2 separate regions of the Homo sapiens genome follow, and region 1 is linked to region 2. The links are chromatin loops, found by intact Hi-C in ENCODE. Cell type or tissue: B cell. All regions are shown on one strand. Links, peaks and the distances in the headings refer to the core of each region. The heading gives the core; the rest is flanking DNA. Region 1 has its middle 11 kb from the start of TAB1. Region 2 has its middle 9.8 kb from the start of MGAT3.

Region 1 (5,480 bases), core at 233-5,232, 58 kb before region 2:
AACAAAACAAAACAAAAAACCTGGGCACAGTGGCTCACACCTATAATCCTAGCACTTTGGGCAGCCTAGGCGGGCGGATCACGAGGTCAAGAGACTGAGACCATCCTGGCCAACATGGTAAAACTCCGTCTCTACTAAAAAGACAAAATTAGCTGGGCGTGGCTGGGCGTGGTGACTCACACCTGTAATCCCAGCACTTTGGGAGGCTGAGGTGGGCAGATCACCTGAGGTCGGGAGTTTGAGAACAGCCTGACCAAAATGGAGAAACCTCGTCTCTACTAAAAATACAAAATTAGCCAGGCGTGGTGGCACGTGCCTGTGATCCCAGCTACTCGGGAGGCTGAGCCAGGAGAATTGCTTGAATCCAGGAGGTGGAGGTTATAGTGAGCCAAGATCATGCCATTGCACTCCAGGCCTGAGCAACAAGAGCAAAACTCCATCTAAAAAAAAAAAAAAAAAAAAAAATTAGCTGGGTGTGGTGGCCAGCACCTCTAGTCCCAGCTACTCTGGAGGCTGAGGCAGGAGAATCGCTTGAACTCGAGAGGCAGAGGTTGCAGTGAGCCAAGATCACGCCACTGCACTCCAGCCTGGCGACGGAGTGAGACTCCGTCTCAAAAAAAAAAAATTAAATATAGTTGCCCCGAGCCGGCAAAAAATTTACCCAGAGCCTGTAAAGTACCAGAAACTTGCTAGGCGCTAGGAGTTCAACACCAAAGGAGGTAGACAGTGCCCTCTTGGAGATGATCACGCAGTGGGGGAAATGCTGTTAACTAAACATGCAAGCAAAAATATCAACTGTGCTAAGTGCTGGAGTGGGTTGGAAAGAATATGCGATGCAATTTAGATCACCCTGACTAAATCAACCACCACCGGTCGAGCAGGTGACCCTCGACTCAAGCGCTCTCCATGAGCAGGGTTTGGACGTGAGCGGGTGGGCTGGTGAGTTATCCAAGCTGGTGAGTTCTGCAGGGAGGACCCAGGACTCAGGGGTCCCCGGCTGGGAAAGAGCTTGGAAGTGGTGGAAGGCAGGTGCAGTGGACGCACAGAAGGGAGAGAGAGGAGAATGAGGAAGGACAGGCCAGAAGGTGCTCATGGATCCCACAGTGTAGGGCCTGGAGGCCTCTGTAAAGCCATGAAGGGTGGGTGACCACAACAGTGCATGCTCTCAAAAGACCACTCTGCTGGTTAGATGGTAGTCAAGAGACAGGTCACCATGACCGTGAGAGAATGGAGAAGTCCAGATGTATTTGAAGAAGGCACAGATCTGCAAATGAACCGAGGCCGGGCACGGTGGCTCACGCCTATAATCTTAACACTTTGGGAGGCCGAGGCAGGAGGATCACTTGAGGTCAGGAATTTGAGACCAGCCTGGCCAACATGGTGAAACCCCGTCTCTACTAAAAAAATACAAAAATTAGGCCGGGTGTGGTGGCTCACGTCTATAATCCCAGCACTTTGGGAGGCCGAGGCAGGCGGATCACCTGAGGTCGGGAGTTCGAGACCAGCCTGACCAACATGGAGAAACCCTGTCTCTACTAAAAATACAAAAATTAGCCGGGCGTGGTGGTGCATGCCTGTAATCCCAGCTACTCAGGAGGCTGAGGCAGGAGAATAGCTTGAACCAGGGAGGTGGAGGTTGTGGTGAGCCAAGATGGCGCCATTGCACTCCAGACTGGGCAACAAGAGCGAAACTCTGTTTCCAAAAAAAAAAAAAAAAAAAAGCAAAAATTAGCCGGGTGTGGTGGTGGGCGCCTGTAGTCCCAGCTACTTGGGAGGCCGAGGCAGAAGAATCGCTTGAACCCAGGAGGAAGAGGTTGCAGTGAGCTGAGATCGCACAACTACACTCCAGCCTGCGACAGAGAGAGACTCTGTCTCAAAAAAAAAAAAAAAAAAAAAAAAATCCCACCAGAAAAGGCTCTGGAGCCCAGGCCGGGTGGGAGGAGCAAGTGGGCGTGGCCTGGGCATGGCCCGTCGGTCAAGGTACTGGCCCTGCCCACGCCCGGGAGAGGGGCGGGCGAGAGAGATGCTAAGCCAATCGGATTGCGGTCATCGGGGGCGAGCGGAGTCTGCAAGAGGTCCGAGGAGTAGCGGGTGCCGAGGGAAGGAGCGCGGCGGGGCGGGTGAGGGATCCCGGGGCTCCGTTCCAGGACACCCAGGTTCTGACCCCGTTTAGGAGTGCGGAGGGCAGGGGCTGCCTGCAACCCAAGGAGCCCGAGCTACCCTGAAGGCCGACCCTGAGGCCGCTGCTCAGCGAGAGGAGCCGACCCTTGGGGGACAGCGGGGTCGGGTTCCAAGCCGGGGCTGCTGGGGCTGGTCAGGCCGCCCGCCCTGCTTGACCCCTCTCACCTGATGGCTCCCTTCTCCAATCTTCAAGAAGGTGAAACGTCACTGTGGTCCGCAGAGGGCAGGCCGCGTGTGCGGAGTCGCTGTCATCCCTTAGTGGCCACGCCCGCCTCCCTGTCCACTTCCCGTCTTCGTCGTTGCGGTTCAGGTGTTCGCTCCACTCTGCGGCACCAAAGGCCCGTCACGTGCTTCCCCTGCCCAGACACCCCAAACACCGAAACTGTCATCCGAAGGCCCCGCACCTGCCGCCTGTCGGATGCTGAAGAACGAATCCCAGGTGGAGAGGACAGCACCCCAAAAGGGATGGGGGATGGATTGGGGCGTCTGAGCCCCGTGGAGTATGTCAGCCTTTCAGAGCGACCCGCTCCACGCTGCGATGTGGTCCTTAAGAAGTTAGGGCCGGGCACGGCGCCTCACGCTGTAATCCCAGCACTTTGGGAGCCAAGGTGGGCGGATCATCTGAGGTCAGGAGTTCGAGACCAACCTGGCCAACATGGTAAAACCCCAACTCTACTAGAAATACAAAAATTAGCTGGGTGTGGTGGCAGGCGCCTGTAATCCCAGCTAGTCGGGAGTCTGAGGCAGGAGAATTGCTTGAACCCGGGAGGCGGAGGTTGCAGTGAGCGGAGATGGAACACCCCTGCACTCCAGCCTGGGTGACAGAGAACGACTCCGTCTCAAAAAAAAAAAAAAAGTTAGGGCCGGTCGTGGTGGCTCACGCCTGTAAGCGAGGCCAAAGCTCCAGAACAGCATCTCTACTAAAAATACAAAAATTATTCGGGCGTGGTGGTGGGTGCCTGTAATCTCAGCTACTCGGGAGTCTGAGGCAGGAGAATCGCCCGTGAACCCAGGAGGGGTAGGTTGCAGTGAGCAGAGAGCATTCCACTGCACTCCAGCCTGGGTGACAGGCTGAGCACTCACTCAGCCTGGAGCGAGACTCCATCTAAAAATAAATTAATAGATAAGTTAGGGCTGGGTGAGGTAGCTCACACCTATAATCCCAGCACTTTGGGAGACTGAAGTGGGTGGATCAATGAGGCCAGAAGTTTGAGGACAACGTCTCTACAAAAAATACAAAAATTAACCAGGCATGGTGGCCTGAACCTGTGGTCCCAGCTACTTGGGAGGCTGAGTGGAGAGGATCTCTTGAGCCCAAGAAGTTGAGGGTGCAGTGAGCCATGATCACCACCACTGCAATCCAGCCTGGGTGACAGAGTGAGACCCTTTCTCAAAAAAAAAAAAAAGTTATAATGTAATGGATTGGCCTTCATTGGACTTAAGGGAAATCATTAAACCCTGCAAGGGTTTTAACTGACTCAGGACAATTTGGAGAAATATGAAAACTATTTCAAAGAAATGCTAGGTTTCAGAATCAGGGCTGCTGCATGATTTGTAGGGCCCAGTACAAAATGAAAGTGCAGGGCCTCTTGTTCAAAAAGCAATATTAAAAAATAGTGTAATTTTTGACCGGGTGCAGTGGCTCTCGCCTGTAATCCCAGCACTCTGGGAGACTGTGGCGGGCAGATCACTTGAGACCCAGAGTTCGAGACGAGCCTGGCCAACATGACAAAACCCCATCTCTACAAAAAATACCAAAAAAAAAAAATTAGCCCAGCATGGTGGCATGTGCCTGTAATTCCAGCTACTTGGGAGGCTGAGGCAGGAGAATCGCCTGGACCCGGGAGGTGGAGGTTTCAGTGAGCCGAGATCACGCCACTACACTCCAGCCTGGGTGACAGAGAGAGACTCCGTCTCAAAAAAATAATAATAATAAATAGAAATAGAAATAAAAATACTAAAATATAAAGCACTTTACTTACAAAATATTACATATAAAATATAATAGGAGTAAGAGTAACACATGAGTAACAGCATAAATTTAAGATTATAAAAAATAATATTTTGGGGTTGGGCGAGGTGGTTCACGCCTGTAATCCCAGCATTTTGAGAGGCTGAGATGGGTGGATCACCTGAGGTATGGAGTTCAAGACAAGCCTGGCCAACATGGTGAAACCCCATCTCTACTAAAAATACAAAAATTAGCTGGGTGGTGGCGGGCACCTGTAATCCCAGCTACTGGAGAGGGTGAGGCAGGAGAATCGCTTGAACCTGGGAGGCAGAGGTCGCAGTGAACCGAGATCATGCCGTTGCACTCCAGCTTGGGCGACAAAAGCGAGATTCCCACTCAAATAATAATAATAATAATAATAATAATAATAATAATAGGCCAGGCGTGGTGGCTCACGCCTGTAATCTCAGCACTTTGGGAGGCCAAGGTGGGCGGATTGCCTGAGGTCAGGAGTTCGAGACCAGCCTGACCAACGTGGTGAAACCTCCTCTCTACTAAAAATACAAAAAAAAAAAAAAATTAACTGAGCTTGGTGGTGTGTGCCTGTAATCCCAGCTACTCGGGAGGCTGAGGCAGGGGAACTGCTTGAACCAGGGAGGTGGGGGTTGCAGTGAGCCGAGATCGCGCCACTGCACTCCAGCCTGGGTGACAGGATGAGACTCCCTCTCAAAAAATAAAAAATAAAATAGTAATAATAATATTTTGGTGTCATTTTATATAATACAAAAATAATGCCTTACTAATATGATTTCTTGATTGGTCATATGATTTTTTGGCTCATTCTTTTTGCAAGTTCATTTATTATGTTATTGAAATTTATACTTATGACAACTTCATTTTCCATTGAAAGCTACAACAGCCACTTTTGGCAAAGGCAAGATTACAAATAATTTCTTATACTTTTTATTTTGAGAAGGCTCCTTCTGCCAAGGCAATTGTTGCTGTAGCTGCTGAGAGTATTTTATATGCTGTCACAGTAGGAGAAATTCATGATTTTAAAGAATTTTTAAAAAAATATTTAGCTCTTCATATTGGCCAGGCGCGGTGGCTCACACCTGTAATCCCAGCACTTTGGGAAACCGGGGCATGTGGATCACCTGAGGCCAGGAGTTCCAGACCAGCCTGGCCAACATGGTGAAACTCTGTCTCTATTAAAAATACAAAAATTACCCAGGCCTGGTGGTGCGCACCTGTAATCCCAGCTACTCAGGAGACTGAGGCAGGAGAATCTCTTGAACCCAGGAGGCAGAGGTTGCAGTGAGCCAAGATTGCGCCACTGCACTCCAGC
Region 2 (5,240 bases), core at 241-5,240:
TAGGAGATGGGGTGGGGATGGGCGTATCTCAGGGTGAGGCACGAGTCCGGGCCTGAAGGGTGCTGAGGGCCTCTGCCTAGTGATGTCACGCCTGGAACCCAGCCTCTGAGCCCAGCTGTCGGGGCGGGCAGTCTAGGGGCAGCCTTCCCCATCAGACCTCTGGGAGTCAGCCCCACAACTCCCTCCCCATGCCACATCCCAGACAACACCTGGTCCTGCAGGTCTCATCTCCTCTTTCCAGCCTCCCATCTCCACCCCAGCCACCATTACCTCCCCTGTTTCCCAGCGCCTCTGCCAGCTCTCCCCACTGCCAGTCTGGCCCCATCTGATCCATCTCAGACCAGCGACATCCAATCATTCCTCCAGCGAATATGCATCGAGCACTTAGTGTGCGCTCAGCTCTGATTGGGAACCAAAGAAAGGCCCTGCCCAGTGGAGAGACAGACAACAAACAAGGAAACCTAAGCGCGTCCTCTGACAGCCAGCAGCAACACGCGCCAGGGGGATAACAGGAGGAATCTGAGAAGGGATCCACGGGGCGCCTTCTCTGTGCCTTCAGGGCCATGGCTCCAGACCCTCTAGCCTTGTCAGGACTGCTGTGAGCTGTGAGTCTGGTCCTAGCCTGGCCAGCCTGGACCAGGCCACCAGCTCCACATGGCCATCACATTGCATGGCAGCACAGTGTGATCTTGGACGAGTCACTTTCCAGTTCTGAGCATCAGCTTGTCCACCTGTAGGATGAGCTTGGTGGCAAGAACACTGCAGGAATCACCAGGGCCCTGAATCCTCCTAGGAGCTGGAGGGTTGGCCCTGTGAGGAAGGAGTGACTTTCATCCCGACCTGATTTAGAAACAGTCTCTCTCCTGCCAGCTGCAGTCAGTGGGGGCTACGTCATACCCCTCATGAGACGGTGGAAGGCTCAAAAGTGATGTGGTTCATGCTGAGACATGGCCACAGTAAGTGTCCCCACAGCAGCAGCCCTTGTTAGAATCCTGCTGCTCCGTTCCCTGGAGACTTTGTCCAGCCGGGGAGGGTCTGCCTGGATTCAGCCGTCTCCAAGCCTCTAATAGTAGTGAAAACGGCTGGTGTTTCTCCGACACAGCCCCTGGGCCAGTGTCACAAGCACCACTCACAAGGCTCGCTCATCCTGCACCATCACTCCAGACCATGCTGGTGCTTTTACTGTCCCTCTTTGGGGGGATCCAAATCTAGGAAAGGCGATGTAACTCACCCAGACCTCCGGTGGGAGCAGGCCTTGTGCCTGGTCCGCCTGCCATGTCACTGTCTCTGCGGTGTTGGCTGGGGCGGCCCCCTGGCCTCCCTCCCAGGCCCAACGCCTGGCAGGGGTGGCTGGAACAGCTGGGGGAGGCGGCCCCTCTCTTCCCTGTGTGGTCCAGGGCCGCTCTCCCCCTGGATTTCCCTCCATAGCTGCTGACCTCCAAGCTGGAGGAAAAGGACATTGCAAGGCCACTTGAGGCCTAGCCTGGACATTTCCTCATCCTAGTGGGCAAAGCAAGTCACAGGCCTGCCCAGGTTGCAGGGAGGGGAAAATGGTGGACATGCTGCCAGGGCCGGGGAGGGAGGGGACCCTGCAGCCATCTTGGCAGACATCTCCCACCCAAGGACCCCAAGCCTCAGAGCCGTCCTTAACTGCTGGCAGCCTCCAGTGGGGCAGGGCAGCAGAGTGTATGGTGATCCCCATGCTTGCAGAAGAGGCCCAGGAGGCTCGAGGCCCAGCTGGGGGTGAGTAGAGGAGGATAAGCGGGCTCTGGACAGGCCCCAGCGTAACCAAAGGCCATTTCCTCCAGAGGCCCCGGCTCTGTCCCCGTCCCTGAGGGTGTTTTCCCGGGAATGAGCTGGGCCTGCTCCTCCTGCAGGTGATAACACTTGGCCCTGCCTGGGGTTTCCGAAAGGCGGAGGGCGCCACACAGCAGCCGCTCCCTGGCCCCGCCTCGGCCTCACAGACTCTGGAGTGCAGCAAATGTCCCCAGACAGTGATGTTCACTGAGGGTAGCAGGGGGGAAACCAGGGTGGATCTTTCCTCTCCTCCAACCCCTAGAGGCCTCGTGAACCTTTCAGTGGCCTCCCAGCACAGGTGCTGCCACTCATTAGCTGCCTGATCTTGGGAAAGTTAACTTCACTGCTTCATGCCTGTTTCCTTATCTGAAAAATGGGGAGAAAGGAAGGGCAGACACGATTGCTCTGTGCCAGGCCCCGTTCTAAGCACTTTGCATCTAGCAACTCATGCAAGCCTCCCAACAGCCCTGTCAGGCGGGGTCTGTTATGACATTCCTCACTTTACAGATGAGGAAATGAAGGCACAGAGAGGGCAAACAAGTTGCCTGAGGTCACACAGTGAGTCAGTGAATCTCGGAGTTGGGCCCAGGTAGCCCAGGTCTGTCTTGTTAGCTGCCATGCCCAACATCACGGCCTGGCGTGACAATGCAGGATGATGCCAGCCCGTGGTCAGTGATGTGGGTTTGCTTCTGTGGTTATCATCCCCGTGCTCTTTCCGGAGCCCGAACTGCACCTGCTCCGCTAGTGCCTGTGCTCCGCCTCCTATTCCTTCCCTTTTCTATACCATAGTGTGGCTGAGGTTGTTTTAAACCTGAATTTGTTTGAGCCCCTGAGCTTTCTAGTTGCAGTTCATTGCACTTCGCAGAGCAACTGGCAGGAAGTGTGTGTGGTGGCCAGAGCTCTCGCCGCAGATGCAGGCCGTGTTAACGGAGCGCAGGGCAGCCAAGGCAGGTGAGAGACCCTTTGTGTGCATCTATGCAAGTCAGGACATGTCGGGGGAGGGCAAATGGAGAGTAACTGGGATGGAAAGGTCTGGAAACCATGTCATAGGAGGAGGCGCTAAAGAACCTGGGAGGAGGCCGGGCGCGGTGGCTCACACCTGTAATCCCAGCACTTTGGGAGGCCAAGGCAGGCAGATAACGAGGTCAGGAGTTCAAGACCAGCCTGACCAATATGGTGAAACCCTGTCTCTACTAAAAATACAAAAAAAATTAGCTGGGTGTGGAGGCACATGCCTGTAGTCCCAGCTACTTGGGAGGCTGAGGAAGGAGAATCACTTGAATCCGAGAGGCAGAGGTTGCAGTGAGCCAAGTTCGAGCCACCACACTCCGGCCTAGGTGACAGAGTGAGACTCCGTCTCAAAAAAAAAAAAAAAAAAAAAAAAACCTGGGAGGAGAAGTGGTGGAGGGACCCTTGCCAAATGTCTGGAGGACCGCCGTGCCAATGAAGAAGCTGGCTTGCTCTGCCCAGTTCCAGGCAGCGGGTTCTAGGGTATCTAACAGCCAAAGTGGTCACATAATAGAGTGAGAGAGTGAGCGCCACATCACAGGACGTGTGTAAGCAGTGGCATGAGACTGGGGCCACAGGAGATGACCTTGAAGCCCCTCTCCTCACCCAGGTCACAGGTGTGAGGCCCAGTGGAACCATATTTGGCCAGTTCCCCAGCCTCAGAGCATGCTTGAGCTAAAGGTCAGTGGCTAAGCCTCCTACCGCCAGCAGGAGACCCTGTGGCCGATCCCAGATTTCCTGAGTGAATTTCTCTCTTCTTCCAGTTCTACTCGCTGGCCCAGGTCCAGCTGGACAGCCTGGACCCCTGAACAGGGCTTCCAGCAGCACCCTGGTTTATTTAAGTTTCAGGCCATCAAAAGGACCAGAGTAACCGCTGGCCCCTAGCTGGCCACCTGGGGTCTGTGGTTTTCGGGTTCCGACAATCACAAATAGACTGGATGTTCCCAAGGTCGCCTCCCAGGCCCAGCCCCTGCCCACCTTCCTGTGGCTTTGTGGCTGCCGAGTGATGACTCGGCCCAGGGGCCGTGAGGACAGAGGCTGAAACTCCCTGACAGGCCTGGGGACCTGAAGTTGCTGTAGGATGGACAGGCCAAGAGTCAGTGTGGCTGGGCCCACGCCCCCACCTCTGAGTTTCAAGGCCCCTTCACCAAGGCAGGTGCTGGGTGTGGAGGAGAGGAGGAGGGTGTGCTGGAGTCAGGAGAGGGGCTCTGCGTGGCCTGACACCACCCCTGTCTGGGCCTCGTGGTTCCCAGCCCTGCCTTCCCTTCGGTGACCCTGTGGAATGTCGTCCTGTGAGTTTGTGGGGAGTGCCTGGCAGGGCTTGTGCGTTCGGGGATGCACCCTGTGTATGCATGTGGGGCGTGTCTGTGTGAGAGTGCATGCATGTATGTGGCACTAGGGTGGGGAGCCTTCCAGTGGGTGCACACGCAGGCTGATGGGGACTTGCTCCGTGTGCACGGAGGGCCTGGGTCTCCATGTGCCAGGCCTGTGCACACAGGTGTGGACATGTCTGCTTCCCTCAAGGGCCCCGAACAAGGAGATGCCAGCTGGTGACACTGTTGTGGCTCAGTGTGTTCCCCTGAGGTCTCCAGCCTCCAAACCTCACTCTGCTAGGCCACCCTCCTAGGCTGGCCACAGGCTACAGTGGGTTCACCTGCTCAGCTTCACCAGGTCACTCAGTCTGACTCTCAGCATCTGTTGCATTCCTGCAGCTTAGAGCCATCCTTGGCTTGAACCCCCTTCTTCACAGCCACCCCCAACACTTTCTGGCTATGCCTAGCCCCTCCCTTAAGTGCACCAGGCACTCCTTTCTGCACCATCCCCGCTGCCCCTGTGTTCCCCCACCTCAGTCTGGATGCCATTCCGTCTTTTTTGGGTTTTTTTTTGAGACAAAGTCTCACTCTGTTGAGCAGACTGGAGTGTAATGGCGCGATCTGGGCTCACTGCTACCTCCGCCTCCCAGGTTCAAGCGATTCGCCTGCCTCAGCCTCCCAAGTAGCTGGGACTACAGGCGCCCGCCACCACGCCCACCTAATTTTTGTACTTTTAGTAGAGACGGGGTTCCTCTCTCTCTGTGGGGTTAGCCACTGTGGGAGACAGGACCCTCTGGGCAGGGAGCAGGGAGGGACATGGCTCCTGGTGGCTGGAGCACTGGCTCTGGAGTCCCAGACCTGGATCTGAGTCCTGACTCTGGCACTCAGCCATTGAGTGGGATTCATTTCTTCTTGCTGTGCCTCAGTTTCTTCACCTGGGGGCTGCCTGGGGAAGGCAGAGGGGCCTGCCGTCACAGTGGAGGCTAGAGATAGAGCAGCTACCCAAGTTTTCTTGGACCCCCCGACTCCCCCAAGTAATGGATGGATCCCTGTCTAATCCATTGCTCCTACTCGGCAAGTGTAGAAAGTAAGGCTTGTAGAGAGGAAGGGACTTGTTCAAGG

The links. Hi-C counts contacts between places; a loop is a spot of excess contacts. Peaks named below come from ENCODE experiments on the same cell type or tissue, not always from the same donor. Only the 100,000 strongest peaks of a DNase experiment are listed, where the experiment ranks them.
Region 1: it touches region 2 in a loop (2.5-fold over the local background); 11 of 110 quality-filtered maps call a loop at or near these places.

The regions. Positions count from the first base shown.
Region 1 is chr22:39,386,381-39,391,860 of GRCh38, forward strand. No RefSeq gene overlaps it. Among named protein-coding and RNA genes, the nearest start is that of TAB1, 11 kb to the right of the region's middle. In B cell, for the core only: a CTCF peak has its summit at 2,603; a DNase peak (open chromatin) is centred at 2,481; H3K4me3 peaks cover 1,065 bases; H3K27ac peaks cover 1,834 bases.
Region 2 is chr22:39,444,550-39,449,789 of GRCh38, forward strand. No RefSeq gene overlaps it. Among named protein-coding and RNA genes, the nearest start is that of MGAT3, 9.8 kb to the right of the region's middle. RefSeq lists enhancers at 2,416-2,465, 2,696-2,885, 3,611-4,519, 4,146-4,195 and a silencer at 3,110-3,301. In B cell, for the core only: no CTCF peak of the experiment used is centred there; DNase peaks (open chromatin) are centred at 1,717, 2,612 and 4,158; H3K4me3 peaks cover 3,301 bases; H3K27ac peaks cover 3,324 bases.